Regions from separate parts of the Homo sapiens genome. Here all the other regions are linked to region 1. The links are chromatin loops, found by intact Hi-C in ENCODE. Cell type or tissue: B cell. All regions are shown on one strand. Each heading gives the region's core, and the rest is flanking DNA. Links, peaks and the distances in the headings are about the cores only.

Region 1 (10,476 bases), core at 3,396-8,395:
CACTCTGTTACCCAGGCTGGAGTGCAGTGGCGTGATCTCGGCTCACTGCAACCTCCACCTCCCGGGTTCACGCAATCCTCCCAGTAGCTGGGATTACAGGTGTGTACCACCATGCTCAGCTAATTTTTGTATTTTTAGTAGAGATGGGGTTTCACCATGTTGGCCATGCTGGTCTCGAACTCCTGGCCTCAAGTGATCCACCTACTTTGGCCTCCCAAAGTGAGCCACTACGCCCGCCTCAAATATTTCATCAGTGACTAAGAAATTCATTTCACCTCGCAACCTATTAAACATATGCAGAAATGATGCAAAACATTCATGGAGCAATTTTTTTTTTTTTTTGAGACAGTGTCTTGCTCTGTCTCTCAGGCTGCAGTGCAGTGGTGTGATCACAGGTCACTGCAGCCTTGACCTACTGGGCTCAAGTGATCCTCTTGCCTCAGCCTTCCGAGTAACTGGGACTACAAGCACACCACCCTGCCTGGCTAATTTTTTGTTATTGTTGTAGAGATGGTGTCTTGCTATGTTTCCCAGGCTAGTCTTGAACTCCTGGACTCAAGTGATCTACCCACCTTGGTCTCCCAAAGTGCTGGGATTACAGGCATGAGGCACTGTTCCCAGGCTACATGTAACAATTCTTATTTTTACTATGTATTACACATGCCAATCTATTCTAGTTCTATTCTGTTTTCCATTCCGTTCCATTCCATTCCATTCCATTCCATTCTGTTCCAAGAAAATTCTGGCTACAACCTTCTGATTTCTTTTTTTTCTTTTAACCTTCTGATTTCCAGTCTTCTTGTGGGTTACAATAAATTTACCCAGAGAGAAGGTTCTCAAATTCTTACTGCAGAGGTCCCTGGAATTTTTCTGGTTCTGTCCCCTCCCACACTCCCCCTAGCCTGTCATTCTAGGACCCACTCTTCTTGTCATTCTGGGACCTCCAGCCCCTCTTTTTGTAAGGCAGCCAGAGCCCAGCTGCTGTCTATAAGGGGCCATAACTGATACTTCAGCCCCCTGAGATCTCCCTGAGATCTCAGTGACTCTATCCTGCAGCTTTGGACAAGGCTTCCCCAAGGGGTCTTCTTTGACCCCCTCAAGTCTGCTCTCTGTTGGCACTGGGCCTGCCCTAGGCTGAGGTCACATGGGACACACCTCTGTTTGTCCCCATGACCCTCTCCTCCGAGAGGAATGACCAGGCAGGCAGGTGGTAGTGGCTGTGATGCATCCCTGGAAAATTACAGCTTCCCCGCCCTCCATGCCAACCCTCCTCCTGGAGAGCAAAAGTAGTCCTAACGGCCATGGCTGAACTACTGCCAGTGTAGATGCTGTGTTCAGGTACACAGCGTTTTCACATGGTGGGAAGATCTGCTCCCATTTGACAGATGACAAAACTGAGGCTCAAGGAAGGAGAGGGACTCGTCCCAGGTCTCCCAGCTCAGAAGTGGTCAAGAAGGGGGCCGGGCATGGTGGCTCATGCCTGTAATCCCAGCACTTTGGGAGGCCAAGGCTGGCAGATCACAAGAGGTCAGGAGTTCAAGACAAGCCTGGGAAACATGGTGAAATCCCATCTCCACTAACACACACACACACACACACACACACACACACACACACACACAGTAGCCGGGAATGGTGGCATGCACCTGTAGTCCCAGCTACTCAGAAGACTGAGGCAGAAGAATCACTTGAACCCTGGAGGCAGAAGTTGCAGTCAGTGGAGATTGTGCCACTGCACTCCAGCCTGGGCAACAGAGTGAAACTGTATCTCAAAAAAAAAAAAAAAAAAAAAAAAAAAAAAGAGAAGTGGCCAAGAGGGGATTCGAACCCAGGAAGTCAGACTCCCAAAGGGACAAAAGGTGAATAGGGCCACCTAGTTCAGGGTCCTGGCCTTTCCTTTTCCCAGGCCTTGTTTGCCCATAATAAAAGGGGTGAGCTGGATGCAGTGACCCCAAAGGTCGCATCCAGATCTGAGCTTTGGTGATCTCGGACCATCATTATCAATTCCCCCGGCCATGCCATAGTGATTGAAGCACAGTTGGTTTTGGGTGCCCTCTCTTCCTCTTGGGGACCACAGTCCAAACCCCCCTGGTCTTTTCTCTTCTGGTCTGTCCCAAGTTCAAGGTCTTTGATCTTTCCTCTCATTGCCACCCCTCAGGGCTTGGTTCTTTGCTCAGATGACTGAATCTGGAGTCCAGGGTAGGCACCCAACAGCAGCTCACTGGGTCCCTATCCTGGGGCCTGGGACACCTTAACCCAAGAATTTGCAAACTTGATACAAGCTGGGTGCCCATCCTTAATAAAATCATGCTGAGAAAGCCAGTTCATAAAAGTGTTTCCAAAAAGGGCTGCTCTGGTTAAAACAAGAGCAGAGAGACAGACTCTCGTTTGCCTGGCTTTCTATTACCCCACCCCCCACGATTCCAGGTCACCCCGGGAGTCCCTGGAGCCCAGTGTGCAAACCATAGTATTAACCCAGAGTAATTGTGGTATTTCAGGTGCAGCCTATGGGGAAATACTTTGGACAAGCAGCTGATGCTTGCTCGAGCCACCATGTGAGGTGGGCATGGACTGGGACAAGGACAGATGGACTCTGAAGCCCTCTAAAAATCCTAAGACAACACAGCACAGACTTTGGAATTGGGCAGGTCTGGACTCCAATGTCTACCCTTCCCCGGTGACCCTGAGAAGGCACCATAGCTTTCCCAGCCTTGGCTTCCCCATCTGTAATATGCACATGGTAGAACTGTTTGGTGGAATAAATGAGAAGGCACCATAGCTCTCCTAGCCTCGGTTTCCCCATCTATAATATGCACATGGTAGAACTGTTTGGCAGAATAAACGAGGTGATACATATAACGGGTTTAGCAAATAATAAACATGGAACACGCACCATTGCTGATGTTGCTATTATGGCCCCATCACTTGTGAACTGTCTGATCTTGGGGGAGTTAGTTCTTCATCTGTGAACTGGAGGTGATGATGGTACCTACCTCATAGGGTCCTTATGCATGGAGATAGATGTGTGGGAACATGTAAAGGTGCTTAGTTGATGCTTGGCACAAAATGAACATTTAGTGCATGCTGGATATTACTTATCGTCATTATTATTATTGTAATCTTTGCTCCTGCCCTAGTGGCCAACCACCCCCGGGCTTCGTCCTTGCCTGCGGACGACGCAGAGGCCCCCTCCCCCTGGGCCCCGTCTTACCCCGGCGGGATGGAGGCGCGCGCGCTCACGCTGGTGGTGCGCTGGGGCCCGGGCCGGTTGAGGTTGTTCTGCCCCGGGGTGCGCGCTCCGCCGGGGGCGCCCGGGCTCCGTGGGGGCGCCCCGGGAGGCGGCGCGGGCTCGGCGGGGCCGGCGGCGGGCGCTGCCCAGAGCGCGGCGCCTGTGAAGGTGGCGCTGGGGCGCACGGCAAGCGCGCCTGGAGGCCCTCCAGGTGGCGGCGGCGGCGGCAGCGGGGGCGCGGGGGGCGCCTTGCGGCGCTGCGAGGCCAGGATGGCGTTGGAGGCGGCGCGCGTGCTGTTGACCAGCAGGCACTGCTGGCAGGAGCAGGGCTGGCCCGAGCTGGCGCCCACGGGCCACGACTGCGACTTAGGGATGGAGCCCACGGTGAGCGGGTAGGCGAGGTCCAGGCGGCGGCGCAGGCGGCGGCGCCGGCGCGTCTGGCGGTTCATCTGCGACATGCTGTTGAAGTAGATGAGGTAGCAGAAGCCTAGCGATGAGAGGTCGAGCCACGGGTGCTGCTTCTCGTAGGCGTTCTGGATGGTGATGCAGATGTCCATATCGTAGGCCGTCCATGCGCCGCCGTCGTTCTCCCACTCCCACACGATGCCCTTGCCCGGCGCCGACGACGGGTCGTAGAAGTTGCGCCGCACGGGCCGCATGGTGCCTGTACTCGAAATGGGGAGGAGGCGTCAGCACAGCGGGCGTTGGTCTGCGCGGCTGGAAGGGCGGGCCACAGCCAGGCAAGGGTGGGCGGGAGGTTGGGGGGTCAGCACAGGCCTCCAGGGGGTCCACCCAGACTTGGGGAGAGGGTCAACACATGCACGGAGAGGAAGGAGGTCAAGGCCCAGGCATGAGGTTCAGCACAGGCTGGAGGGTCAGGACAGGCGGCAGCCAGGGTGAGGGGGGCCGGGGCTAAAGGTTCAGCGCATAGCACTGGGGCGAGAGGTGGGCAGGGGCGCGTGGTCAGTAGATTGGGCGTAGGGGCGGGAGAGCCACCAAACAGGGTGGGGGTGCCAAGATAGCCTGGGGTAGGAAACCAGCAAGGTGTGGAGGGCTCCCCCACCCTCCACCTCTCCAGGGCCAAGACAGACACTGAAGTGGGGGTTATCACAGGCCCTGGATGGTGCGGGGGAGGGCAAAGGGGGCCTGGGGGTTCTTCAGACCAGAGTCAGATAAAGTGGGGCAGGCATAGACAGAGACCAAGGCCATGCACATAGGCCCCATGCAGTCCTCTTCTTCATTATAGTTTGCTCACTCATTCAATGATTCATTCATCAATCTGTTCATGCCTTAGTTCATTAATTTAAGCACTATTTCATTTAGTCATTCAACAATTCTTGCATTAGTTCATTCACTTATCCATGCCCTAGTTCACATATTCATATATTCCTTCATTCAATGATTCATTCATTCATTGATTCTTTCCTTAGGTCATTCATTCGTGCCTGCAGTCATCCATTATGTTATTTTATTTTATTTATTTATTTAGAGACAGGGGTCTCCCTATGTTGCCCAGGCTAAGTCTCAAACTCTTCGGCTCAAGCAATCCAACCGCCTTGGCCTCCCAAAGTGCTGAGATGACAGGTGTGAGCCACCATGACCGGCCCCACTTTTTTTTTTTTTTTTTTTCCAGGCAGAGTATTGCTCTGTCGCCCAGGCTGGAATACAGTGGCACAATCTAGGCTCAATGCAATCTCCGCCTCCAGGTTCAAGCGATTCTCCTGCCTCAGCCTCCTGAGTAGCTGGGACTACAGGCATGCACCACCTTGCTGGGCTAATTTTTGTATTTTTAGTAGAGATGGGGTTTTGCCATGTTGGCCAGGCTGGTCTCGAACTCCTGACCTCAGGTGATCCACCCACCTCAGCCTCCCAAAGTGCTGGGATTACAGGTGTGAGCCACCGCCCCTGGGCCCCTTATGCTTTTTTTAAATTGATACCTTTATGTATTCTCCATCTTCAGCCCACTCCCGTATTCAGGCATTCAGACATTCCTTCATTTACCATCATCCTATTTAAAAATGTGCACCCCCCACGTACTTTCCCCTCTCTCCTTCCCCGCTCCATTTTCTCCCTCAGATATACTTCACATTCTACCCATTTATCTTGGTTTCTGTCTGTCCCCCCCTCGCTAGAATGTAATAGCCACAAGGTCAGGGATTTTGTTTTATTTACTGCTATATCCCCAGCACCTGCACACAGCAGGTGCTCGAGCGATATTTGTTGAATGAATGAATAAATTCATTAGGTCACAAATGGATTCTTTTTTTTTTAATTCATTCACACTTTGTGCTCATCCCTGCATTCGTCCATTCCTTCATTTGCTTATTTGTTACTTTCATTCATCTGTTTGTTTCATTTGTTACTTCCTTCAACAAACAACTGCTGACTGCCAGGTGGGCCCCCTTTCATAAAGGAGGGCACTGAGGCTTTACTCCAAACCACAGCTTCATGTTTGCCAAAGCTCTGCGTGCTCCCCTGACAGCAAGGCTCCACGGGAAACTCTGGGCTAACCAGAGATAACCCAAGGTCCAGGCCGCAGGACTTCTCAGAGCCTTTAGCCTGCTCTGTGTCTTGGGGCTGATGAAGTGAGTCTTTTGCTGGGTTCATTTGGCACACCTGCAGAAAGGCTGCACACTTGACTTCCCCTCAACTGCGGGAAAGTCCCTTAAGCCTCCTCAGGCCTTAGTGGCCCCATCTCAAAAAGAGGGGTGATCATCCATGACCCAGCCCTTCCCTCTCACACAGTATTTGGGGGAGGAGTGAGTGAGAACAGCTGCAGAGGGTCTGGGTGGGACCCCAGGGCTGGGAGGCAGACAGCCCTCACTTCAAGTCCTGACTTTCTGACTTTCCAGCTCTGTGACTGTGCGTAGGCAACTCAGCATCTCTGGGCCCCAGTTTTCTCATGTTGAAAATGGGCATAAGCAGACATGCAATAGAAGACTGCTGCGTTTGCCAGCTGTAGCAACAGTTGCTTGTGGGGTTGCTGAGAGGATCAATTGAGATAAATACCGTGTCTACTCTGATGATTCCAAAATCTGCCATCTTTGGCCCCGTCTTCTCCCCTGGGAGCCAGGTTCATGACCCTTCCCTGGAGAGGTTTAACAGGCACCTTGAACTCAGCTCTGCTCTCCCCTGCCCCAAACCTGCTCCTCCTGAAGTCTTCACATAGCAATTCCTGGCAGCTCCTGCGCTTCCGGATGCTCTTCCTTGGACCCCCAAATCTTGGTCTCATCCTTGACTTCTACCTCATATCCCACCTCCAATCTGTCAGTAAATCCAGTCATCTCCACCTTCAAACACATCCACATCTGACCACTGCTCCCCACTGCACTCACACCACCCAGTCCCCGCCATGTTATCTCTCCTGCCTGGACCATTGCAGTAGACTCATGACTGGCCTCTGTAATCCATTTCCCATACCGCAGCCAGAGGGATCCTGCTCAATGCAAGTCAGATCACATCTTTCCTCTGCTCAAAATCCTTCCTGGCTTCCGCTCACTTGGAGTAAAAGCCAAAGTCCTTGCCATGACCTACAACGAAATCACACATTGTGGGGCCCTGTCCTCCTCTGGCATTGTCTACCTCCCCCTTATCACTCACTCCATTCCAGCCACCCTGGCCTCCTTGCTGTTCCTCAAATACACCAGGCACTGTCCAGCCTCAGGGCCTTCTCACTGGCTGTTCCCTCTGCCTGGAATATGACCTCACCATTCCCAGATGTTCTCATCATTTCCTCCCTTCTTTCTTACAGGTGTGTGTTCAAACATCTAAAAGTGCAGCCCTCCTATTGCTGTCCTCTGAGCTTGCTTTATTTTCCTCCCTGGCACTTGGCATTACCTGACTGACTATATATATATATGAGAGAGAGTCTTTCTCTGTCACCCAGCCTGGAGTGCAGTGGCGTGATCTCGGCTCACTGCAACCTCTGCCTCCCAGGTTCAAACGATTCTCCTGCCTCAGACTCCCAAGTAGCTGGCATTACAGGTATGTGTCACCCAGCTGATTTTTTTTGTATTTTTCGTAGAGACGGGATTTCACCATGTTGGCCAGGCTGGTCTCGAACTCCTGACCTCAGGTGATCCACCTGCCTCAGCCTCCCAAAGTGCTGGGATTACAGGTGTGAGCCACTGCGCCAGGCTGTGACATGATGTATTAATCTGCATGCATTCTTTATGCTGCGTATCCTCACTCTAGGCTGTCAGCTGCAAAGTCAGGGATCTTGTCTGCTTTGCTCACTGCTGTACTCCCAGCACCTGGCACAGTACCTGCACACAGTAGGACCTCAAAACCTGGAAGGCATTTCCATTGTTAATTGGCATCTTCCTCGGGTGCCTGGCCCAGGGATCTGCAACCAGATAGGGGAACTCAGACTGTTCCACACTGGTGTGTCCCTACTCAGGGCTGAAAGAGCTTGTCCTCTGCCCTCTCCTCTGTTAGAATCACAAGGGCTACAGACTAGCCTTGTGCCCTGCCAACTGGACAGGCCCCAATAGCTGGAGAAATCGAGGCACGGAGCTATGGCTATTGATATGAAAGGGGCGGGGTTGAAGAGGTGGAGAGGTTGGACTGGCAGCCCAGCCCCAGGAAATAAGGTCCCTGGGCACCTACCATGTTCCAGCCAATCAGACAAAAACTTCCCCTGCATCTCTGGGGCAGCCTCACTCTGATGCCTGATTTATCATTTTAATTGAGTGTGTGCAGATTGATTTCTTCCCTGGTGATGGGGCTTCCTCCACAGTAGGCCCGGGAGGAGGTGAGTTAGAGAGAAAACCCTGGATCCTGCTCCCACCTGCTCTTGTGTGCTGGTCTTCCCCTCTCAGGGCCTCAGTTTCCCCACCTGCAAAATGAGGGGTTGTGATGACTGATCTTCAAGGCTGATGTGCCTGAAGTACCACCATTCAGCTCCTGGTGAGGTGAAGGCAGTGTATTACCTGAAAAATGTGCAGGATAGGAAGGGAAGCAATGGGAACCCGCCTTATTTAACTTCCCCTGTGTGCCAAATCCTGAGCTCGGCAGGGGAGGGGCCGGGATAGGAGGTGCAGAGTGAAGTGATTCAAGCAACTCAGAAGTCTCTCGGGTCGAGCCAGGTGCAGTGGCTCATGCCTGTAATCCCAACACTTTGGGAAGCTGAGGCGGGTGGATCATCTGAGGTCAGGAATTCGGGACCAGCCTGGCCCACATGGTGAAACCCCCGATCTCTACTAAAAAATACAAACATTAGCCAGGCGTGGTGGTACGTGCCTGTAATCCCAGTTACTCAGGAGGCTAAGGCATGAGAATCGCTTGAACCCAGGAGGCAGAGGTTGCAGTGAGCTGAGATCACACCATTGCACTCCAGCCTGGGCGACAAAGCAAGACTCTGTCTCAAAAAAAAAAAAAAAAAAAAAAAAAGAAAATCTCTCAGGTCTTGTGCAAATCCTGGCTGGTACCACACATAGCCTCAGTGCCCTTATCTATAAAATGGGGGTATTAATATCTACCCCAAAGAATTACTGGGGAAACAAAATGAGATAACGTATAGGCAAAGGTGCTTAGCAGAACACTTAGCATTTAGTAAGCACTCAATGAATACAGCTACAATGGCTGATATTACATATGTTACCCACATTCATCCTCCCCCAGCCCTTGTTCACTTGGCAAACTCCTATTCATCCAGCAAAGCCCTCCATGTGCTCATCTCCTCCAACATGGGCTTCTCTGTTCTGTTGCTATAGTTGGCAAACGCAGCAGTCTTTTATTGCATGTCTGTCCTCACACTGTCATTATTTGTTTTTGTTCTTAGTCATCCTCATTGGTAGATCACTTTTGGGAGGACAAAGACTACTAGGTCAGATATGCAACTATGTTTGGAGCACCAGGCACAAAGCCTGGTGCAAAGAAGACATCTGCAAGCGAGACGGGCAACCTACTTGGCACTTGGAGGAGTGGGAAAGAGGAAAATCTGGGCTTGATGGAGAGGGAGTGGAGATTGGAGAGCAAGCAGCCCCCAGGGTGGAGGCCAAGCTTCGAGGGGTCCCTGGGGAGGACCCTCAGGCCAGGAGGAGGATTCTCAACATCAGCGTTGGCCAGCTCTGCAGCAAAGGACTCTGGGAGCCCGTCAGGGCCAGCTAGCCCAGGCCTCCCTCTCTCCAGGGCTCTATTTACCAGGTATCGATTTTCCTGCCTGTTTACTGGTAGTTATTAAAGGCTGTGTCCCTGGAGTCCTTTTGAAACAAGATTGGAACCTGGAGAGCAGGAGTAATTAGGGCAGCTGCTGTCCTCCCCGCTGGGCCCTGCACCCCGCAGCGCCCGCCGCTGCCCGCCTGCCCATCCGTCCGCCTCTCCGGCCCAGGCTGGCCATGGACCAGGCCGAGGGGGTGGGCAGCTGGTTCCTTGGTGACCTGCCTGGACTTCGATCTCAAGATTTCTAAGGGAGCAGTGGTGGAAATGCTCCTTCTCCTCCGCAGTGGCCATGGCCTAGATTTTCAGCCAGAACAATGGGTCTAAGAAGGGGCTGGAGTTTCTTCAGCCTGGGAAAGAGGCTGGGCCTCAGGCTGGTGGCCCAGAGCAGACCACACCCCACTCTGGCCTTCAGGGCACCCTGCTGTGCTGGCCACAGGGTCTGCGTCCCCCAGGCAGTTAGGGGCCTGTGACAAACATGGGCTCCGTGCCTCTGCCTCGGCCTGTTTTTGTGTCTCTGCCTTTGTTGTCTTCCCCTTCTCTCTCCTCCCTAGTTGCTTAAAAATGTTTGGCAGAAAAATTCCAGGCTTCTTCCAGCTGAACTGGAGAAAGGGGCTTTGGTCAGTGTCAGCTGGAGGACTGCACAAGCTGGGCCCCTGAGACCGGGTGTGGGGGCGGCCACAGCCACAGCTGCCAGTGACTGCTTCATGCCTGGGGCAGAGACAGGGTGACAGCAGGATGGAGAGAGACAGAGAGAGACATACATGATCAAAGAGACTGTCAGAGACAGGCCAAGGCCAACATGGGAAACTGAGGCAGATACCAAGAGAGCTGGAGTCAGAGATAGAACGAGCTTGAGAGATGAAAAGAAAGGGAAGCTGGAAACCTGGAGGCTGAGACCATCATGGAGAATCAGGGAAACCAAGGCTAGCATTTATTGAGCACCTACTGTATGGCACATGCTGCACTCAGCACTCTCCTTGCACTCACTCATTCCATCCTCACACCATTGCTTCCAGGGAGGGACCAGGACTATTTCCATTTTACAGATGAGGAAACTGAGGCCCGGAGAGGTGAACTCTTGGGAG
Region 2 (10,476 bases), core at 2,322-7,321, 130 kb before region 1:
GACTTTTCCACTTGCCAGTTTGGATTTGTAGGGTAGTTGTTAAGTGTTGGGTTTTTTCCTTCTCTCCAGGGGGAAAAAATATATAATTTAGTTCAAATCTTTTTTTTCCTCAAAATATTCTAAGAGCAAAATTAATAAAATATCCAACAAGCCTGTTTGAATGAAGACGAGGTATAATTTGCATGATAAAGATATATTTCCATTTATAAAGTTCATCAGCAGAATTAATGACAAATAAAGGGAATATCCAATTAAAGTTTCCCATCCATTAACAATTTGCTTCACTCTCAGGGCAGGAATTTTAAACGGAGATGCTTAAGTTGGAAATGATTTAAATATTAAGGTTGGTGGCATTAAAAAGGACATGAAATGATCATATTAGGATTCAAGGAAAAGAGATTCTCCAGTCATTTTTGTCGTCAGAGTCAGATGCATTTCCCCTCAATCCTAGTTCCACGGGCTTTATCTTGTTCACCCAAATGAGCTGTCAAGAAATGATGGGTGTCATCATAATCAAAGAAAACAAGTTTGCCCTTTAAAGCAAAAGAGGTAATTTGGCTGAAAGCAAATTGGAAACATTTCATGTAACGTTGCGTTTCCAGCCGCACTCTCTGAAGAATTCAGGCATTTTGATTTATGCCTGAGAGCTTTGGGGTACAATGGAGAGGACTGCATTCATTAACTACCTTGTTCACATTCATCCTGTAGCCATGGGCAAAGATCCTTCATCCTCAGAGAGCCTGAGAAATCTCCATGGCTGTCCCTAAAACTTTTTTTTCACTTACAAGATAGGATCTAGGCTGGGCATGGTGGCTCACGCCTGTAATCCCACCACTTTGGGAGGCCAAGGTGGGCAGATCACCTGAGGTCAGGAGTTTGAGACCAGACTGGCCAACATGATGAAACCCTGTCTCTATTAAAAATACAAAATTAGGCTAGCGTGGTGGTGCACGCCTGTAATCCCAGCTACTTGGGAGGCTGAGACAGGAGACTGCTTGTACCTGGGAGGCAGAGGTTGCAGTGAGCCCAAATCACACCATTGCACTCCAGCCTGGGTGACAACAGCAAAACTCCAGCTTAAAAAAAAAAAAAAAAAAGAGGAGAGATAGGATCTCGCTCTGTCACCCAGGCTGGAGTGCAGTGGTGCGATCATGGCTCACTGTAGCCTCAACCTCCCTGGCTCAAGCAATCCTCCTGCCTCAGCTCCCCAAATAGCGGGGACTACAGGCACCTGCCACCATGACAGGCTAATTTTTTTTTTAACTTTTTGTAGAGGTCTCATTTTGTTGCCCATGCTGATCTTGAACTCCTGGGCTCAAGGAATCTTCCCTCCTTGGCCTCCCAAAGTGCTTGGATTGCAGCTGTGAGCCACCATGCCCAGCCTCCTAAAACTTTGTCTTCAGGAAAAGCCTCAAAGGATCTCATGAGATTCATTAGGGAGCAGGAAGTGTGTGTGAATCAAAGTGATTGAAGATAATTCCCAATCCTCTGCTCCCAAAGGGGCTTCTGGTTTGTTTTTTGTTTTTTTGTTTTTTTAAGAGACAAGATCTCACTCTGTTGCTCAGGCTGGAATGCAGTGGCCTGATCATAGCTCACTGCATCCTCAAACTCCTGGGCTCAACAAATCCTCCTGCCTCAGCCTCCCAAAGTGTTGGGATTACGGGCGTGAACCATGATACCTGGCCTGATATTGAATACATTCTGCCTTGCCAAGGAACTAAACATCCTTAGCACCTGATCTGGCCTGCCTTTCTTTTTCGTTCTTAGTCACTTTGGGTGTTTCTTTGATTCCCTGCCATTCTCTTGGTGTGTTCTTTGGTTTGGTGAGTTGAAGTTATCTTTTGTGGCTTCAAGTGTCACTTCCTTCTCCTGGGCAACATAGCAAGACCCTATATCTACAAAAATAAAAATACAATAATTAGCTGGGAATGGTGGCACGTGCCTGTAGTATCAGCTACTCGGGAGCATGAGGCAGGAGGACTGTTTGAGCCCAGGAAGTCGAGGTTGCAGTGAGCCATGATCGTGCCACTGCACTCCCTGGATAATGGGAAGGCCAAGACACCATTGTCCACTGCAGTATGGCAGCTAGAGCTCAATGAGTTTAAAAGTGAGCTCATTGTCCTCCCCTCCAAATGTCCTCTCCTCTCCCAATTTCTGCCATAGTTTCTTAAGGGCCCCATCTTTCTCTACCAGTCACCCAAACTCAAAACTCTTTCACTCAAGTCCTAATGATTCTTTCTTCAAAACATTTCTCACATCTACAGACAATATGAAAATAAAAGTGGCACAGGTAACCTGTAAGTAGTAACTTACAGCTTTCATTGGTGCTTACTTCTTAGGAGAGGGGGAAAGACAGACAATAAACAAATAAACAGGTGCATATAGGGATGTCAGATGGTGATACTTAACCTGGAGAACGAACAGGATAAGGGGGAAGAGATGAAGAAGAATCAGGGTGAGGGATGGGGATGTTATGGGGGGTGTCCATCTGAGACATGGTGTTGGGGGGTGAGCAGACATCCTGGGCAGTAGGTGTTCTTTTTTTTTTTTTTTTCTTTTTTTCTTTTTTAAGAGATGGGGACTTGCTATGTTGCCTGGGCTGGTCTTGAACTCCTGGGCTCAAGCGATCCTCCCACTTCAACCTCCCAAAGTGCTAGGATTACAGGCGTGAGCCCCTGTGCTTGGCCAAGGCAGTAGGTGTTCGTTCAGCAATTGCATCAGAAATCATTAAAGTCCTGGACTTGGGATTTTCGTTTTCCTGGGTTAGTGCTATTAGTTATTTATTGAACATTTTTTACAGCGTGCAGGCTTCTCATTCATCCTGAGGACTCTTGTTTTACAGCTGAGGAAGCCCAAGCTCTGGAGGATTAAATGACCAGCCCAGAGACCCCCAGCAAGGATTTGAACCCAAGTGGGGCTGTGCAAAGCTAGTACTTTTAGCCATTGTACTATGAAAGCAATATAAATTACTGATCTCTGATTGCCCTATAGATTTTTCTGAAACAGTTATTTATTTGTCTATCTATCTTTTGAAACAGAGTCTCATTCTGTTGCCCAGGCCGGAGTACAGTGATGCAAACTTGGCTTACTGCAACCTCCGCCTCCTAGGTTCAAGAGATTCTCATGCCTCAGCCTCCTGAGTAACTGGGGTTAACCTGAGTAACAGGTGCGTACCACCATGCCTGGCATTCTCTCGTATTTTTATTAGAGACGGGGTTTCGCCATGTTGGCCAGGCTTGTCTTGAACTCCTGACCTCAGATGATCCACCTCCCTCGGCCTCCCACAGTGCTGTGATTACAGGTGTGAGCTACCATGCCTGGCCTGAAATAGTCTTTTAACTAAACTTTTTACTTTGTAATAATTGTAGATTTATAGAAAAGTTGCAAAGATAGTACAGAGAGTTCCCGTATGCCCTCCATTCTGCTCCCCCTAATGTTAACATCTTAGATAACCTTGATGTGTTTGTCAAAACCACAAAATTAGGCCCGGCACGGTGGCTCCTGTCTGTATTCCCAGCACTGGGAGGCTAAGGTGGGAGGATTGCTTGAGCCTAGGAGTTCAAGATCAGTCTGGGCAACATAGTGGAGCTCATCTCTATAAAAAGTTAAAAAATTAGCTAGGCATCGAGCACCTATAGTCCTAGCTACTTGAGAGGCTGAGACAGGAGGATCACTTGAGCCCAGTAGGTCGAGGCTGGAGTGAGCCATGGTCACACTATTGCACTCCAGCCAGGGTAACAGAGCGCCTACAAAATTAATGTTGGTACAATGCTATTAACTAAACTTTAGACTAGATTTGGATTTGGATTTGGATTTCTCCAGTTCCACTAATGTCCTTTTTCCACTCCAGAACCCAATCCAGAATACAACATTACATTTAGTGAAACAGTTTTTTAAATTGTATTTCAAAGTTATATTTCACCCACCAATTTTTAAAATCAGTACTTAAAAATGGCCAGGCGTGGTGGCTCAGGCCTGTAATCCCAGCACTTTGGGAGGCAAAGGCAGGTGGATTGAGAACAGCCTGGCAAACATGGCAAAACCCTGTCTCTACTAAAAATACAAAGATTAGCCAGGCGTGGTGGTGTGCACCTGTAGTCCCAGCTGCTCAGGAGGCTGAGGCAGGAGAATCACTTGAACCCAGGAGGCAGAGGTTGCAGTGAGCCGAGATCATGGCACTGCACTGCAGCCTGGGCGACAGAGCAAGACTCTGTCTCAAAACAAATAAACAAACAAACCAAAAAACTTTAAAATCAGTGAAAATGTGCCATTCCTAGTCCTGTTAGTCTTACACTGCATTCTGCCCTGTCCCTGTCCTGCTCAGACATAGGCTGAGGCCTGTGGTTCCGTCGCCCAGGCTGCTTGTCAGTTGGTTTCCTGCTGGTTTTGGCCAAGGGCAGTAGAAAGAAACCAGGGTATTTCTCCTCCCCCACCGCCACCCTTCTTTAATCTGCATTTCCGGCAATGTCTCTAGCTCCTCTGGGAACTGATGGCTGTGGTTCAAACTTCCCCTGGGTGACCCTGGGCCCCAGGCTCACCATCTCTTCATGTGGTGGCTTCCTGCCATTGACAATTGCGGGATGGCTTTGTCTTCCCCTGGTTGGCCTCTCAACTCTCCCATCACTGATGTAACCAGTCTCTGGTTTTAAATCCTTAGAATGCTGTCTGTATGCCTGGCTGGTCCCCGCCTGACACATGTGCCTGAGATGCCTCCACACTTGGTCTTCCTGCCCTTGTGGCCCTAACACCCTCACAAAGCTGAAAACTGCTTCCAGTGAAAGGTTCTGTGTAAAAGCGACAGAGGACCTAAGATGAACTCTTGATGTCAACAGTTGTGGTTTCTGCAGCCACACTAACCACACAGATGTCAGCACAGCTGCACTCACACCTACTTCTTCATTTTGCAGGATGGCCAGAGACAATAAAAGCACGAGACCCAAGTAGTCTACCGAAGTCTCCATCTCTGTGGACCTACAGAGGCACAGAGGGCTGCTCACAAGATGGCTTTAGACATTCTCGCCATGGCCCCTTTGTATCAGGCCCCTGCCATCAACAGAATAGGGCCAAAGACAGACCCATCTAAAAGGCCAGCTGATCCACTAAAACCCTTGGTTCTCTCTAGGACCAAACTCACCACCATTGAGGCCAAAAGGATCATGTCCATCCTGGATGAGGCGATCTACAAGGTGGAGCTGGTGACCTTGCTGTCGTATGTGGCATCCAACAGAGAGGATATGGAGGGGATGCTGGGGGAGGACGTCATGAGGGCAGTGAGAGAGCATGAGGATCTCTGCCAGGTCCTCCTTGAAAACGTCAGGTGCCTGAAAGAGAAAGAAAGGCAATTGCAGGAGCAGAAAGAGGCTGAGGAGGAAGGGTGGCTCAGAGACCGCCTCCTTTCCATAGAGCTGCAGAAATCCAGCCTCTCACCACTTATGCAGCAGATCAAAGACTCCACCAAGAACGTCCTTAGACTCTTGCTCAGCAACCCCCAGGCTGCTAGGCTCCTGCAGATGCAGACACAGGGTAGAAGTGCAGAAGCCCAGAATTTTATTGACAGCCTGATAGAGCTCCGTGGTTTCCTGTTTGAAAAACTACTCACTAGTCCCATGGAAGCGAGGGATAAGGCCCAGTTCTTACAGGATATCAGTAGACAGAATAGTAATAACCAACAAATCATTGATACTCTTGAAAAGGAATTGGCGGAGAGAATGAAGAACAGGAATGCAGAGGTATTGTTTCATAGTATTGCTGAAATTACTGAAGAAGCCACACAAATCTTTTGTTGGTTGGGTTTTTCCTCAATGATTGATTTTTTTTTTAAGATGGAGTCTCGCTCTGTTGTCCAGACTAGAGTGCAGTGGTGTAATCTCGACTCACTGCAACCTCTGCCTCCCAGGTTCAAGCGATTCTCCCACCACAGCCTCCCAAGTAGTTGGGATTACAGGCGTATGCCACCACGCCCGGCTAATTTTTGTATTTTTAGTAGAGACAGGTTTTCGCCATGTTGGCCAGGCTGGTCTAGAACTCCTGACCTCAAGTGATCCTCCTGCTTTGGCCTCCCAAAGTGCTGGCCACTGCGCCTGGCCAATTGATTGACTGATTTTTTTGAGACAGGGTCTCACTCTGTTGCCCAGGCTAGAGTGCAGTGGCATGATCACAGCACACTGCAGCCTCCATCTCTCAGGCTTAAGCAATCCTCCCATCTCACCCTCCCAAGTAGCTGAGACTACAGGTGTGTGTCACCATGCCTGGCTAATTTTTTGATTGTTTGTAAAGATGGGCTCTTGCTACGTTGCCCAGGTTGGTCTCGAACTTCTGGGTTCAAGAGATCCTTCCGCCTTGGCCTCCCAAAGTGCTGGGGTTACAGGCATGAGCCACTATGCCCGGCCTCCCCAGTGATTTTTTTTTTTTTAAGATGGAGTCTTGCTGTGTCACCCAGGCTAAAGTGCAGTGGCAACATCTTGATTCACTGCAACCTCCGCCTCCTGTGTTGGGAATGGGTGCTCGGTGTCGCCAAAATCAACACTGAGACAAAGGATCTCTCAGCAAGGCTAGTTTACTCTCTGCAGAAAGGGTGCTGCTTGCTAGCAGTCTTGCCACAAGAGCACACATGAACAAAAGAGACGGGGTCATTTATAACCTGACGCATCCACCCTACTGCTGTGTCCAGTTTCCATTGGCTGGAACAGGACCTCACATTCTGTACTCAACCCGATTGGCTAGCAATTTAGAACTTCCCAAAAGAGGCAAAGGCAGAGGGAAACAAAGGAAGAGAGCAAGTAACTCCTGGAATGCTGAGAGAGGCAAAAACACCTCCAAATAAGGAAGAGGAATAGGCTATGACCTAATGCTTGCTTGGACCGGTTCAGGTATGCCAAGGCAAATATCTAAGCTAAAATGTGGGAGCTAAGAACAGAGTATATTGATTTCTTTTTTTTTTTTTTTTTTGAGGCGGAGTCTTGCTCTGTCACCCAGGCTGGAGTGCAGTGGTGTGATATCAGCTCACTGCAAGCTCCGCCTCCAGGGTCACACCATTCTCCTGCCTCAGCCTCCCGAGTAGCTGGGACTACAGGTGCCCACCACCATACCCAGCTAATTTTTTTTTTGTATTTTTAGTAGAGATGGGGTTTCACCGTGTTAGCCAGGATAGTCTCGATCTCCTGACCTCGTGATCCGCCCACCTCTGCCCCCCAAAGTGCTGGGATTACAGGCGTGAGTCACCACGCCCGGCCTATTGATTTCTTTTTTTTTTTTTTTTTTTTTTGAGACGGAGTCTCGCTCTGTCGCCCAGGCCGGAAGCCGGACTGCGGACTGCAGTGGCGCAATCTCGGCTCACTGCAAGCTCCGCTTCCCGGGTTCACGCCATTCTCCTGCCTCAGCCTCCCGAGTAGCTGGGACTACAGGCGCCCGCCACCGCGCCCGGCTAATTTTTTGTATTTTTAGTAGAGACGGGGTTTCACCTTGTTAGCCAGGATGGTCTCGATCTCCTGACCTCATGATCCACCCGCCTCGGCCTCCCAAAGTGCTGGGATTACTGGCATGAGCCACCGCGCCCGGCCTGATTTCTTTATTACAGCTAGCAGAATTGAAGAATATTAACACAGGTCTTCGAGTAAATTTTGGTTCTAAGAGAGGTTACTACCTATTCTGAATTAGACTGGGAGGAAAGTCCCTTTGAAGAGGAACCTCTATTTCATTTTCTACATCCTGGGTTCAAGCAATTCTTCTGGCTCAGCCTCCCGAGTCTCTGGGACTACAGGTGCCCGCCACAATGCCCAGCTAATTTTTTTATTTTTAGTAGAGATGGGGTTTCACCGTGTTGGCCAGGCTGGTCTTGAACTCCTGACCCTAAGTGATCTGCCCGCCTTGGCCTCCCAAAGTGCTGGGATTATAGGCGTGAGCCACTGCGCCTGGCCTAAGTAGCTTTTTTTTTTTAAAAAAAAATTCATTTACTCCACAAATTATTGTAAGTACTTACTAGGTGCCAGGTCTTATAAATAAGCCCATGTGGTTCCAGCCTCATGGAGTTCACAGTAAGGAAGGTAGGAATTAAAGAATTCATTTAATTACAGTTTTGAGAAGTACAATGTACTTCTCAAAGGGAGTGTTACAGGAGAACTTAACACCAAAAGGTCAGGGACATTGAAGCCAAGATATGAAGAATGCGAGGGCGTGAACCAGGCAAGTGCAGTGAGGAAGAACCTTCCAAGCTAGGGATCAGCGAACTATTTTTTTTTTTTTGAGACAGTCTTACTCTATGCCCAAGCTGGAGTATAATGGCATGATCTCAGCTTACTGCAGCCTTCACCTCCCAGGTTCAAGTGATTCTTGTGCCTCAGCCTCCTGAGTAGCTGGGATTACAGGCATGTGCCACCACGCCTGGCTAATTTTTGTATCTTTTAGTAGAGACAGAGTTTTGCCATTTTGGCCAGGCTGTTCTTGAATTCCTGGTCTCAAGTGATCCTCCCACCTCCCACCTCAGCCTCCCAAAGTGCTGGAATTACATGTGTGAGCCACCGCACCTGGCCCCAACTTTTTCTACAAAGGGCCAGATAGTAAAAACATTAGGCTTTGTGGGCCAGATGGTCTGTTGCAATTACTCAACTCAGCTTTGCTGTTATAGGGGAAAAGCAGCCACAAACAATATGTAAATGAATGGGCTGTGTTCCAACAAAACTTTACTTACAAATACAAGTGGCTGGCTGGATTCGGCCTGTGGGCCATAGTTTGCCAACCCCTGTTCCAGGTGGAGGGTAGAGTGCACCTCAGTAATGAGACAAGAATAAGCCTGGCTAGTTCAGAAACCCAGAGAATGCCAGTGAGCTAGAGGGAAGGGACAAAGATGGGCTGGGAAAGCAGGGGAAGGAGACAGATCACACAGGGCCTTTGAGGCCTAATCAAGGAATTTGGTTTCTAGAAGTTTTTAGTTTTAGAGACAAGATCTTGCTCTGTCACCCAGGCTTGAGTGCATTGGCACGTTCATAGCTCACTGCGGCCTTGACCTCCTGGGCGATTCTCCTGCCTTAGCCTTTTGAGTAGCTGAAACTACAGGCATGCGCCACCACTCTTGGCTAATTTTTTACATTTTTGTAGAGACAGGGTCTCGCTATGTTGCCCAGGCTGGTTTCGAACTCCTGGGCTCAAGCAATCTCCCTGCCTCAGCCTCCCAAGTAGCTGTGACTACAGGCACATGCCACCATGCCTGCCTAATTAATTTTTTTTCTTTTTTTAGAGATGGGGTGTCTGGCTGGAAGTAGTGGCTCACACCTATAATCCCAGCACTTTGGGAAGCCAAGGCAGATGGATCACTTGAGGTCAAGAGTTCAAGACCAGCCTGGGCAACAGGGTGAAACCCCATCTCTACAAAAAAAAAAAAAAAAAAAAAAAAATTAGCTGGGCACAGTGGCTCATGCCTGTAATCCCAGCACTTTGGGAGGCTGAGGCAGGCAGATCACCTAAGGTCAGGAGTTCGAGACCAGCCTGACCAACATGGTGAAACCCCATCTCTACTCATAATATAAAAATTAGCTGGGTGTGGTGGCGTGCACCTATAATCTCAGCTACTCGGGAGGCTGAGGCACAAGAATTGCTTGAACCCAGGAAGTGGAGATTGCAGTGAGCCTAGATTGCACCATCATACTCCAGCCTGTGCGACAGAGTGAGACTCTGTCTCAATGAAAGGGAAGGGAAGGGAAGGGGTGGGGAGGGGAGGGGAGGGGTCTTACTCTGTTACCCAGGCTGGTCTTAAACTCCTAGCTTCAAGGGATCCTCCAGCCTCAGCCTCCTGAGTAGCTAGGATTATAGGCATACCACACCAGTTAGAAGAATTGTTAAGAAGGGAAATGGCGGTGTGGTGGCTCACGCCTGTAATCCCAACACTTTGGGAGGCCAAGGCAGGTGGATCACTTGAGCTCAGGAGTTTGAGACCAGCCTGGGCAACACGGCAAAACCCTGTCTCTACGTAAAAGACAAAATTAGCTGGGCGTGGTGGTATGCACCTGTAGTCCCAGCTACTCAGGAAGCTGAGGTGGGAGGATCACTTGCGCCCAGAAGGCAGAGGTTGCAGGGAGCTGAGATCGCACCACTGTACTCCAGCCTGGCTGCAGAGCAAGACCCTGTCTCAAAAAAAAAAGGGAAACAGTAGCATGATCCCAAACCCTAATAATAATTGTCATATTGCACACATACAGTGTATTTAGTTTAACATACATTTTCTCTCTAAATCTTTACAAAAACCCTGTGAGATGGTGTATGAGTACAGATTTGGCTGCTATAACAGAGACACCCAAAATAGCTGTGGCTTAGTCAAGATGGCAGTGTATTTCTCTGTAGTGGAAACACCGGAGCTGGTGTGGCATCTCTGCTCCCCAACTTGTCAGAGGTCTGGTTTCTTCTATGTGACTTCCCTGCTGTCCCCAACATGGGACTTCTGCTTGTGGGCCAAGATGGCTGCTCCAGCTTTCCCCATCATGTGGC
Region 3 (10,476 bases), core at 2,688-7,687, 77 kb after region 1:
TTCTTCTTTGATGTGTCATATACCTTTTATTTTTCACTGACTATCATGTGAATGGGGTTTCAGGAAGGAGAGGAGAAAGCACATGCTTTGACAATTCTAACACTGATCAGAAACTCAGTCCTGTTTTCACTCCAGTGACCTTCAATGAGACAGTTCACTCATTGCCCTGGGGCTATTGGTGCCATTTCCCAGGCCCCTCTTCTCTAGTTGCACAGATTTGTTCTGGCATCAACGCAGAAATTTACGCGTACATAATAACATTTTCCTCCTTCCCTTCTTGTGACCACGGGGACACGTTTATCTGGTCGTGTGACCAGTAAACAGAGAGAAACATGTCAGCCCCGTGGCCTTTGAGCCACGGACAAGAATGACAAAAGCCTCTAAATCTCTAGCTCAGCTGATGGGGCAAGCCGGGCTCCAGTCACTCAAAGGAGAAGGAGATTCTAAGCTCCTTAGAATCTGCAGTGGGTTCAATGGTGGACCCCTAAAAATACATGCTCTGGGGGCCTGTGGATGTGCCCTTATTTGGAAAAAGGGTCTTCGCAGATGTAACTGAGTTAAGGACCTGGAGATGAGATCATTCTGGATCAGGCTGGGCCCTAAATCCTATGACAAGTGTTCTTAGAAAAGAAGAGAAGGGGGAGGACACAGAAGAAAAGGTGATGACAGAGGCAGAGACGGGAGTGATGTGTCTCCAGGCCCAAGAGCCCCAAGGACGGCCAACAGCTCCAAGAAAAACAATACAGAATCAAAGTTGTGTTGTTAATGACCTAGGCAGTCTATCCACAACCCCCCTGAAAACTAGTGTCCTAGTTCCCTTAACTCCTGGCTTCCCTTCCTCAAGTTTCTGAAGGTAGATGGATCCTGGAGAGCTACAATGCCCACTTACCTCCCTTCCAGGAATGCCCAATATTACATCATTCCAACAAGACATGAGAAAGGCCAGTGCTCACCCGGACAATCTGGATCTTGGCTGTTGATTGTCGGAAGCAGTTTTCTTTAAGGAATGTACGGATGATGTTAACAGCACTGTCAATCTGCTCTAGGAAGCATTTGTTGGGCTGGAGAAACTCCTTGATGAACTTATCCAGAAGGTGGCCTGGGGTCGTGAAGAGTGGTGCAGGCTGGGGAAGGAAGGAAGACCCCAAGTGTGAGTGGCACCTGTAAGCCCACCCAAGGCTTCTTTTCCTGCCTGTACTGGGCCCCCTACCCTGCCTCTCCCAACTGCCCTCCTGCTCGTGGGCTGGCATCTTTTCCGTCTTTTGTCATTGCACAAATACATCCCAAGAACACACCTGAGAGTTTGGAGTGGCACACAAGACCCCCCACAGACACAAAAACTGTCCTAGTTGCCCCTCCTTCCCCCTAGGAGAGATCTGGATCCTTGTCCAGACAGATCTGTCGTGTTCCTAACTCCAAACTCCTTTTCCATGCCCAGTTGGAGCATCACTTCCTAATGACCTGTGGCTTTTTGCTTTACCTACACCTCTGGTCCTTCCCTGTCTTCCCATTTGCTGTAGGTATTGGAGATTGCTGATGACCACATCCATTCCTTTCTTAAGGTTGTATCAGCCTGCGTTAAACACGCCATGTGCGGGTGTGTTGGTTTCCAAAGGCTGCCATAACAAGTGACCACAACTAGGTGGCTTAAAACAACAGAAGTTTATTCTCTCCCAGTTCTGGAGGCCAACAGTTCAAAGTCCAGGTTTTGGCACAGCTGTGCTCCCTCTGAAGCACACGTGGTTAAGTCTCTAGAGATGGGAGGATTATTCTGCATTACCTGGTTTGGCCTGATGTTATCACAGGGGTCTTTTTCCTCTTAATTTTAATTTTTAATTGAATTAATTAATACATTTTTCTCCACTTTTACTTTAGGTTCAAGGAGGTACATGTGTGGGGTTTTACATGGGTAAATTGCATGTCGCTGAGGCTTGGTGTATGAATGATCCCATCACCTAGGTAGTGAGCATAGAACCCAACAGGTAGCCTTCCAACCCATGATTCTAACCCATGTTTTTTCAGAAATAGTGTCTCGCTCTGTCACCCAAGCTGGGGGGCAGTGGTGCCATTATAGCTCACTGCAGTCTCCAATTCCTGGGCTCAAGGGATCCTCCAGCCTCAGTCTCCTGAGTAGCTGGGACTACAGGTTTGTGCCACCACGCCTAGCTTTTTTTTTTTTTTTTTTTTTTTTTGTAGAGATGGGAGTCTCACTAGGTTCCCCAGGCTGGTCTCAAACTCTTGGTCTTAAGCAATCCTCCCACCTCAGCCTCTCAAAGTGCTGTAATTACAGGCGTGAGCCACTGTGCTTATAAGGACAAGGGTACTTATAAGATGGAGGCAGGAGGGTTAGAGTTGGAGTGTGGTGGTGTTGGAGTTAGAGTTAGGTGGTGTGATGTTGGAAGTAGAGAGAGAGGCTGGAAGATGCTATGCTATTGGCTTTGAAGATGGAGGAAGGGGCCATGAGCCAAGAAATTTGGACAACCTCAAGGAGCTTGAAAAGGTGAGGAAGCATATATATGTATATATATATATGTGTATATATATATGTGTATAGATGTGTATATATATGTGTATATATGTGTATATATGTATATATGTGTATATATGTATATATGTGTATATATATGTGCATATATGTGTATATATGTATATATGTGTATATATATGTGTATATGTGTGTGTGTATATATATGTATATATATATTTTTTGGTTGGTGCAAAAGTAATTTTGAGACAGGGTCTTGTTCTGTCACCCAGGCTGAATGCAGTGGCACAATCATGGCTCACTGCAACCTTGATCTCCCTTGCTCAAGTGATCGTCCTGCCTCAGCCTCCCAACTAGCTGGGACTACAGCTAATTTATTTATTTATTTTTGTAGAGACGGGGTATTGTTATGTTGCTCAGGCTGGTCTCAAACTCCTGTTCTCAAGTGATCCTCCCGCCTCAGCCTCCCAAAGTGTTGGGATTACAGGTGTGAGCCACTGTGCCTGGCTCAAATTCATGTGTTTTAAGCCACTAAGTTTAGGGCATTTTTTTAAAACAGCAGTAAGAGGCAAGTAATTACTGTTCTATACAAATATTGTACTTTTGCTGGCAACACAGACAAGATGGGCTAGCTCACCTGGAGGTGGGGAAGGGCACTCAGCTTGAAAGTTGAAGGCCAACCTTGGTTGTTCTCAGATGTTGTAAGTTGGCCTTATAGTTGCTGAGGACGGTGCCTATTGAAGGAATATTCATTGCCAACACTGCCCCTTCCACAGGGCAGAATATTTGTGGTGTGTGAGTGCATATGTGTGCGTGGTATGAGTGCATGTGTGTGCATGTGTGTGAGTGCATGTGTGTGCATGGTGTGCATGCATGTGTGTGCATGAGTGCATGTGTGCATGTGTGTGAGTGCATGTGTGTGCATGGTGTGAGTACGTGTGTGCATGTGTGTGAGTGCATGTATGCATGTGTGTATGCATGTATGTGTGTGCGTGTGTGCGTGTGTGCATGGTGTGAGTACATGTGTGTGCATGTGTGAGTGTGTGTGTGCATGTTTGTGTATGCATGTACGTGTGTGTGTGTGTGTGTATGTGTGCATGAGCCCCCAATGTTTGGACCGCCTTATGCAGTGGTTCCTGGGCCTAAATTTTCTTCAACAACTGCAGAGACAGGGATGGTCTCACAGTTCTCAAAATAGAAGTTGATGGGATAGCAGAACAAAAACAGCCACAGTGAGTATCAAAAGATGGTTTAGGAGATGTTTGGAACTAAATGCCACATGTGCTTCTGGGTTGGAAAAGAATGTCCTATAAAGGCCCTTCTTGGAATGACTGTCGAAATCATCCCAATGGGCTGTATTGGGACAATAATATATGACTCCTAGTCTCCTGAATTTGATCATGGCATGGAGGTTATTGAAGAGAATATTCTTGTTCTCAGAGATCCCTATGAAAGCATTTAAGGGTAAAGAGATGTCTGGCAGTCTACTCTCAAAGGGCTCAGTATAAACAACAACTATAACAATGGGCCAGGTGAGGTGGCTCACGCTTGTAATCCCAGAGCTTTGGGAGGCCAGGTGGGAGGATCACTTGAGCCCAGGAGTTTGAGACCAGCCTGGCCAATGTAGCGAGTTATAGCCCCATCTCTTAAAAAAAGATTAAAAACAACTGTAACAACAACAATAATAACGTGTGCACACACAAACTGTAACATAGCAAATGTTGCACATGGGTACTGCATCTATGTGAGGGGATCATAGGAGTTTACTGAATCATTTTTCTAACTTTTTAAATGTTTCAAAGCTTCAGAATAAGATGTCAGGTCGGGGGGATAATTTTTTGAAAAAATCTGTCTGAAGAAGCCGGGAAAATTGGGGTCAGAGAGCAAAGACCAGGGGTCCAGTGAAAGTAGGGGTTAGGGTGGGCACAGGGGTGACTGCTCAGAGCGTCCTGATCCTTCTGGGTCCAGTTAGGGAAGTTCCCCATTCATAGACTCCCCAACCTCTGTGAAGTTTGCTAAACTCATTTACATCTTCATTTACATGCCAGATTGGTACTCAGTTAGCCTTCAAACTTCTGTGCAAACGGGGTATAGATTCCGCCTCCCATAACTTGAATATAAATTAATCTGTCTGTGAACTGTGGAATTTGATTGGCCTCTTTGGCCTCAATTAATACAGTTGTCTCCAGTGCGGTTCCCAGGAAAGCTGAGAGGGCTCAGTGGTCTAACCTGGGAAGGTTCTTCTTGGATGGCTTTTCTCTAATAAGCACTGAGCATGCAGGGGAGTTTGTGTTGACAGATTTACTTCTCCTTTTGGGGATGGGAGGGGGAAGGCCAGTGCACCTGTTTCACAGCTGGTGCCTTAATTGGTTCTCTTGTTTCGGCCGCACTTCTGACTGTTGCCCCCGGCACCTGCCTGAACGGAGCTCAGAGCCTGTCCTGGCATCCACAGGCCTGACTGCCACCCCCTTCTCTGAGCAATGCTCCGTTTCATGTCTCCACCTGCTCACCAGCTTTCTCTCTTGCAAAAATTAATTGAGATCTCGCATCTTTGGGTACCCCCCTTTCTCTTTGTTCCATTTTGCACTTCACAGTCATTGCCCTGATGGTGTGTGATGGGTTGAACTGTGTCTCCCTAAAAGATGCTGGGGTTCCAACCTACAGTATCGATGAATGTGTGTTACTTGGAAATAGTGTCTTTTCAAATGGGATCTAGTGAAGATTAGGTCATTATGTTGGGCCCTAATTCAGTATGACTGTTGTTCTTAGAAGAAGAGGAGATGATAAGACAGACATGCACAGAGGGAAGGTGATGTGAAGACATGTAGGGAGAAGGGCATGTGACCTCAGGGACAGAGGCTGGAGTGATGCAGCCACAAGCCAAGGACTGCTGGCAACCACCAGAAGCTGCAGGAAGCCTGGAATAATTCTTCCCTAGGGCCTGCAGAGAGCTTGGCTCTGCCAACACCCTGATTTTGAACTTGTAATAGCCAGAATGGTAAGAGAATAAATTTCTGTGGCTTTAAGCCATCTGTGTTGTGGAACTTTGTAACAGCAATACAGGAAACGAATATAGAGTACTCTCAGATAAGACCTAGCCTGGGTGTCAGGAAGACCTTCCTGCAGCATGAAACACCCTGTATTTGGAAAACCCTCTTACCAGAACATTCCAAGATGGTGCAGGTAACTCATTATCCAGGTTGGGAGAAGTCAACCAGGTTTGAGCTTCTTTTTTCAGCCATTGCCAGCATATTTTATCTCCACTCACATTATTGGTTGGGTCAACTGGATCCAAGATTACTGGCCTGTGTATTCCATTAGATTAAAAAAAGTCAGTTGAGCTGCTTGTGGGAGGCAAAATCTGTTTTGGGGAAAGAGGCCTGGAGTGGGAATCCGGCAACTTGAATTTGGATTCCTGCAGCTCCTCCAAGCTGCTGAGGGATTTTGTCTACGACATCAAGCCCCTCTGGCCCTGGGTTTGCTGCTTTACAGAGACATTCTATTAATAAAATAACAAAGTGGTCTCCTCTTCCTGCCCCCCATCCCCTTTCTCTCTTAGCTCCTTCCTTCTATAAGGGGAAGTGTCTCTCCAGTGTTTGTTTAGGGGACAAAATGTGACTATGGTTTGGAATGTGAAAAGCACTGGCTGGACCTCCCCTCTTTCAGACAGACCCATCTGCCTCCCCACCCATGGTGGCTGCCATTCTTCTGGTCCAGCACTGGCTTGATAGGGCAAGGCTGAGATCTCATTCCAAAGAGGTATGCCTGGCATGCGGATGATGAGGTACAGGGATAGGGTGTGAGAAGCTTGGCACCTCGCTGATTGGAGCTGGTGCAGCAGGATGTTCCTGATGGTCTCATCTTCAAAGTTGTAGTTGACCATCCAATAGATACACAGCTTCTCCTGGCATTTGATCAGCTCCAGTACGGTTCTGACGCCTTCAGCAATGTCAAAGTTGTCTTTTCTGCACCCCTGTTCCCAGGCATACACCGTAAGCAGCTCCAGGGCATACGGAGACAGCGAGGGTAAATCCTTGATTTTTTTCTGGCACTGTGGGATAAGGAAAGGGTAGCAGCTCATTGGGGGATCTAGTTCTTACCATGTCAGGGATCTGAAATCAAGAAACCAGAGGTCTACAGGAAGTCATTGTCCTTTGCTAGAATGCCTACAGTTCAGTGGACTGACAATACCAAGTCTTGACAAAGATGTGGAACAACTGGGATGGAGCAGGGACCTCTCTTAGGTGTCTGCAGGCCACCCACTGCTCCCATCCCACAAGCATGAAAATAAAGGAAAATCTGGAGTTCTTTCGAGGGAAATTCCAGGCACCTTACTAGCCTTGAAAAGTCAATGAGCAACTCGATAAGCAAAAATACAGTAGTTCAGGGTCTACAGGAGCAGTGAAAAAAAACCCAATAAAACAAAAACAACAAAAAAGAAGGTAATAGTCACTTAAAACAGTAGCCAAGGAAGTTAGAGTCAAAAGATGTTTTGTTCCCTATAGAAACTAAAGATAACATCTTAGCATATGTCCCTGAGTTGATTTTCAGAAACTCAGGCCCCCACCAAGCAAATCCACTGGCAGGTAGACCTCAGATGAGGGGAAACTGAGGATTGAACCCTGACCTCGTTCTTTGTTCTAAATTTCTTCCTGAGGGTTTTGGAGGAGGTCACACCTACGAGCCAGAGCTAACGTTCCCTTCTGCTGATCTGAAATTTTTAGATAAAGCTTCGCCCATTTCACCCATCACAAATTGGAAAGTCTTTGAATCCTGTGACCAGCGCCACCCATCCTCCTCCTCCCTCCTGCTTGGAGACGTCCCACCTTTTTAGGTCAAACCAATGTACAGCCTCCATGTGTTGATTTATGGCTTTGCCTGTAACCTCTGTCCCCTCACCTTTAAAACCCTTACCTGTAAGCCATCGGGGAGTTCGGCTCTTAAACATGAGCTGCCCAATTCTCCCTGCTTGGCTCCCTGCAATAAATGCTTCACTCTCTCACTGCAATCCCAAAGTCTGTTTGGCTTTGCTGCGCTGGGTGGGCAGATCCCCAGTTGGGTTTGAGAATATGCCTGAAACTCACATCTTGCTGATGGGAGTATAATTTGGTAAGATTTTGGAAATGATTCGGCAAGATTTGCTATGGTTAAACAAAAAAACAAACTACATATATATTTTATATATTTACACGCATATATGTACACAACATTCATATATGTGCACTGGATAGCCCAGCAATTCTACTGCTACATATTTATCCAAGAGAAATGAATGCTTACATTCACAAAAAGACATGTAGGGAAATACCCATAGTAACCTAATTCATAATTGCCCCAATTTGAAAATGACCCAATCATCTATTTGAAAATTGCCCCAATTTGAAAATGACCCAAAGCAGCAGAATGGATAAATGTGTGTTACATTAATACAATTGAATATGGGAAAACAATGAAAAAAAGTGCTACTATGGCTGGGTGCCATGGCTCATGTCTGTAATCCCAACACTTTGGGAGGCTGAGGTGGGCACATAGCTTGAGCCCAGGAGTTCAAGACCAGCCTGGGCAACATGGTGAAACCTCATCTCTACAAAAAATACAAAAATTAGCCAGGTATGGTGGCACACTCCTGTAGTTCCAGCTACTTGGGAGGCTGAGATGGGAGGATTGCTTGAGCCCAGGAGACAGGTTGCAGTGAGCCAAGATCCCACCACTGCACTCCAGCCTGGGCAGCAGAGCAAGACCCTGCAACCATATGAATGAGTCTCTCAGACATCCCGTTGAGCCAAAGAAGGCAGACATGAAGTATGTACCATATAATCCCACTTACATTGTTTGTTTAAAATCAAGCAAAACTAATCTGCGGTGGTAATAGATGTTAGAATAGGGGTTTGTTTGGGAGGATTACTAGGGGGACAATGGGCTTGAGGCACCTTCTGGGGTACACGAAACGTTCCCTATGTTGATTTGGGTGTTGCTGGTAAGATTGTAAAAAATGCGTTGAGCTGTATACCTAAGATTGTTGCACTTTACTGGATGTCAATTATCTCGATAAAAAGGAAATGAATGATAACCATATATAGACAGTTGGAAAATTACCTGTTGATGCCAGTGCTTTATCAAGAGGATCAAATCCTTTAGTTTTCCAGGACGGTTGTCAAAAAACTTCTGCTGGAGTTCAGTGAAGCAGACTGCAAACTCACCAGGACTGGCATTTGTCTTATCCAAGGATCTTTTGAGCTCTCGATAGATCCAGGGGCTGGGATTATCATTTAAGCCTGATGTGAAACAGAAATTGGAACGTTGTTATTTATGTAACCTGGTTTTAGAGAGCCAGGGTTGCTCTACAATGAAGGTCAGTTATAGTTTGATAGCACACGACTCTTGCTTAATCGGTCAGAGGACAGGTACCTTTACATAAAACATAGTAGGGAAGGGTGACTTGGCCCATTAGATAATAAAGTGTAGTCTAAACTGACTGTAATGAAAACAGTATGGTGTTAACCCAAGACAAGATCAGCAGAACCTAATGGAGGGACAAGAGATGGAATTATAAACGAGAAAGGGAATTATCCAAATTAGTAGGGAGCAAGTGGGTTCTTTAAAAAATTGTTTGTGTTGGCATAGTTAGCATACATCTGGAAGAAAGGAAAGTTTATATTTTACATGCAATATATTCTGTCATTGAGTCCATCCTGTGAATATTTTACTTCAGAATGTCAGGGTACAGGGACTTTGAGGAGGCAGGCAAGGTGGCAGCAGGGCCCTGGAGGTCTGGGGACAGGGGCTGGTTTAATCAATGGGTTTCCATTCTTGCTAGCTGAGTTCCACTGTTTATAAACACATTTATTTAGCCAGGCACGGTGGCTCATGCCTGTAATCCCAGCACTTTGGGAGTCTGAGGCAGGCGGATCACCTGAGGCCAGGAGTTTGAGACCAGCCTGGCCAACATGATGAAACCCCGTCTGTACTAAAAATACAAAAATTAGCTGGGCGTGGTGGCAGGTGCCTGTAATCCCAGCTACTCAGGAGGCTAAGGCATGCGAACTCCTTGACCCCGAGAGGTGGATGTTGCACTGGGCCATAATTGCACCACTGCACTCCAGCCTGGGTGACAGAGTGAGACTTTGTCTCAAAATAAAAATAAAAATAAAATAAACACATTTATTGATTGATTACTGTTACTGAAACACCAGGGGTTCAGTCTAGGTCCTGCTGCTCACCACATAGAAAGCCAATGGCGGAAACAAGTGTTGCCAAGAAGAAGGCTTTAATCAGGTGCTGCAGCTGAGGAGATGGGAGATCAGTCTCAAATCCTTCTCCCTGACAGACTAAAGTTAGGGTTCTATATAGCAGGGAAGAAATGTAACTATGTGTGGGAAAACGGGAATTAGGGAGGGGTAAGGAGGTAATCATGAGGAATAAGGGATTTGACATCCCATTGTCTGGATGCAGTGACTGGTGAGTTTCAGTTCTTTGATACTTTTTGAGAGGTCTGAGGTTCCTTTTCTGAGGAAGGAACTTAGATAAAACAAATGTAAGTTTCAAGCTTTAAGATCAGAAGGGTCAATTTCTATGTTCATTAAAAAACAAAACAACCCTCCCCCCCCCACAAAAAAACAACCAAACAAATAGAAACAAAAACAAACAAAAAATGGTCTATAGGACTACTGAGTTTGTTTCATCATTATTCTTACTTTTAGAGACAGAGTCTTCTCTGTCGCTCAGGCTGGACTGCAATGGCACAATCATAGCTCACTGTACCCTCAAATATATTTCAAGGCTCAAGTGATCCTCCTGCCTCAGCCTTCTGAGTACCTGGGACCACAGGCGTGTGCCACCATGTTTGGCTTTTTTTTTGGAGAAAAAAAAAAGCCTGTTGCCCAGGCTGGTCTTGAACTCCTGGCCTCAAGTGATCCTCCCACCTTGGCCTTCCAAAGTGTTGGAATTACAGACGTGAGCCAGCTCCCTGGCCCATAAACACATTTAGATAA

Evidence for each region. Hi-C counts contacts between places; a loop is a spot of excess contacts. Peaks named below come from ENCODE experiments on the same cell type or tissue, not always from the same donor. Only the 100,000 strongest peaks of a DNase experiment are listed, where the experiment ranks them.
Region 2: it touches region 1 in a loop (11-fold over the local background); 1 of 110 quality-filtered maps calls a loop at or near these places.
Region 3: it touches region 1 in a loop (6-fold over the local background); 1 of 110 quality-filtered maps calls a loop at or near these places.

What each region holds. Positions count from the first base shown.
Region 1 is chr12:113,070,841-113,081,316 of GRCh38, reverse strand. It overlaps DTX1 (deltex E3 ubiquitin ligase 1), which reads right to left. Exons shown (of 10, transcript NM_004416.3): 3 at 3,212-3,893. Among named protein-coding and RNA genes, the nearest start is that of DTX1, 19 kb to the right of the region's middle. In B cell, for the core only: no CTCF peak of the experiment used is centred there; DNase peaks (open chromatin) are centred at 3,656, 5,816 and 7,603; H3K4me3 peaks cover 1,698 bases; H3K27ac peaks cover 4,944 bases.
Region 2 is chr12:113,202,691-113,213,166 of GRCh38, reverse strand. DRC10 (dynein regulatory complex subunit 10) reads left to right here. Exons shown (of 5, transcript NM_001330452.2): 2 at 4,908-5,729. The coding sequence starts at 5,001. Among named protein-coding and RNA genes, the nearest start is that of DRC10, 13 kb to the left of the region's middle. RefSeq lists enhancers at 4,159-4,318, 4,469-4,778, 4,989-5,118, 8,468-8,537, 10,216-10,476. In B cell, for the core only: no CTCF peak of the experiment used is centred there; a DNase peak (open chromatin) is centred at 4,676; H3K4me3 peaks cover 1,605 bases; H3K27ac peaks cover 3,298 bases.
Region 3 is chr12:112,993,580-113,004,055 of GRCh38, reverse strand. OAS2 (2'-5'-oligoadenylate synthetase 2) reads right to left here. Exons shown (of 10, transcript NM_002535.3): 3 at 8,582-8,760; 4 at 6,301-6,536; 5 at 5,646-5,790; 6 at 954-1,124. Among named protein-coding and RNA genes, the nearest start is that of OAS2, 20 kb to the right of the region's middle. RefSeq lists an enhancer at 7,259-7,428. In B cell, for the core only: no CTCF peak of the experiment used is centred there; a DNase peak (open chromatin) is centred at 4,815; H3K27ac peaks cover 1,586 bases.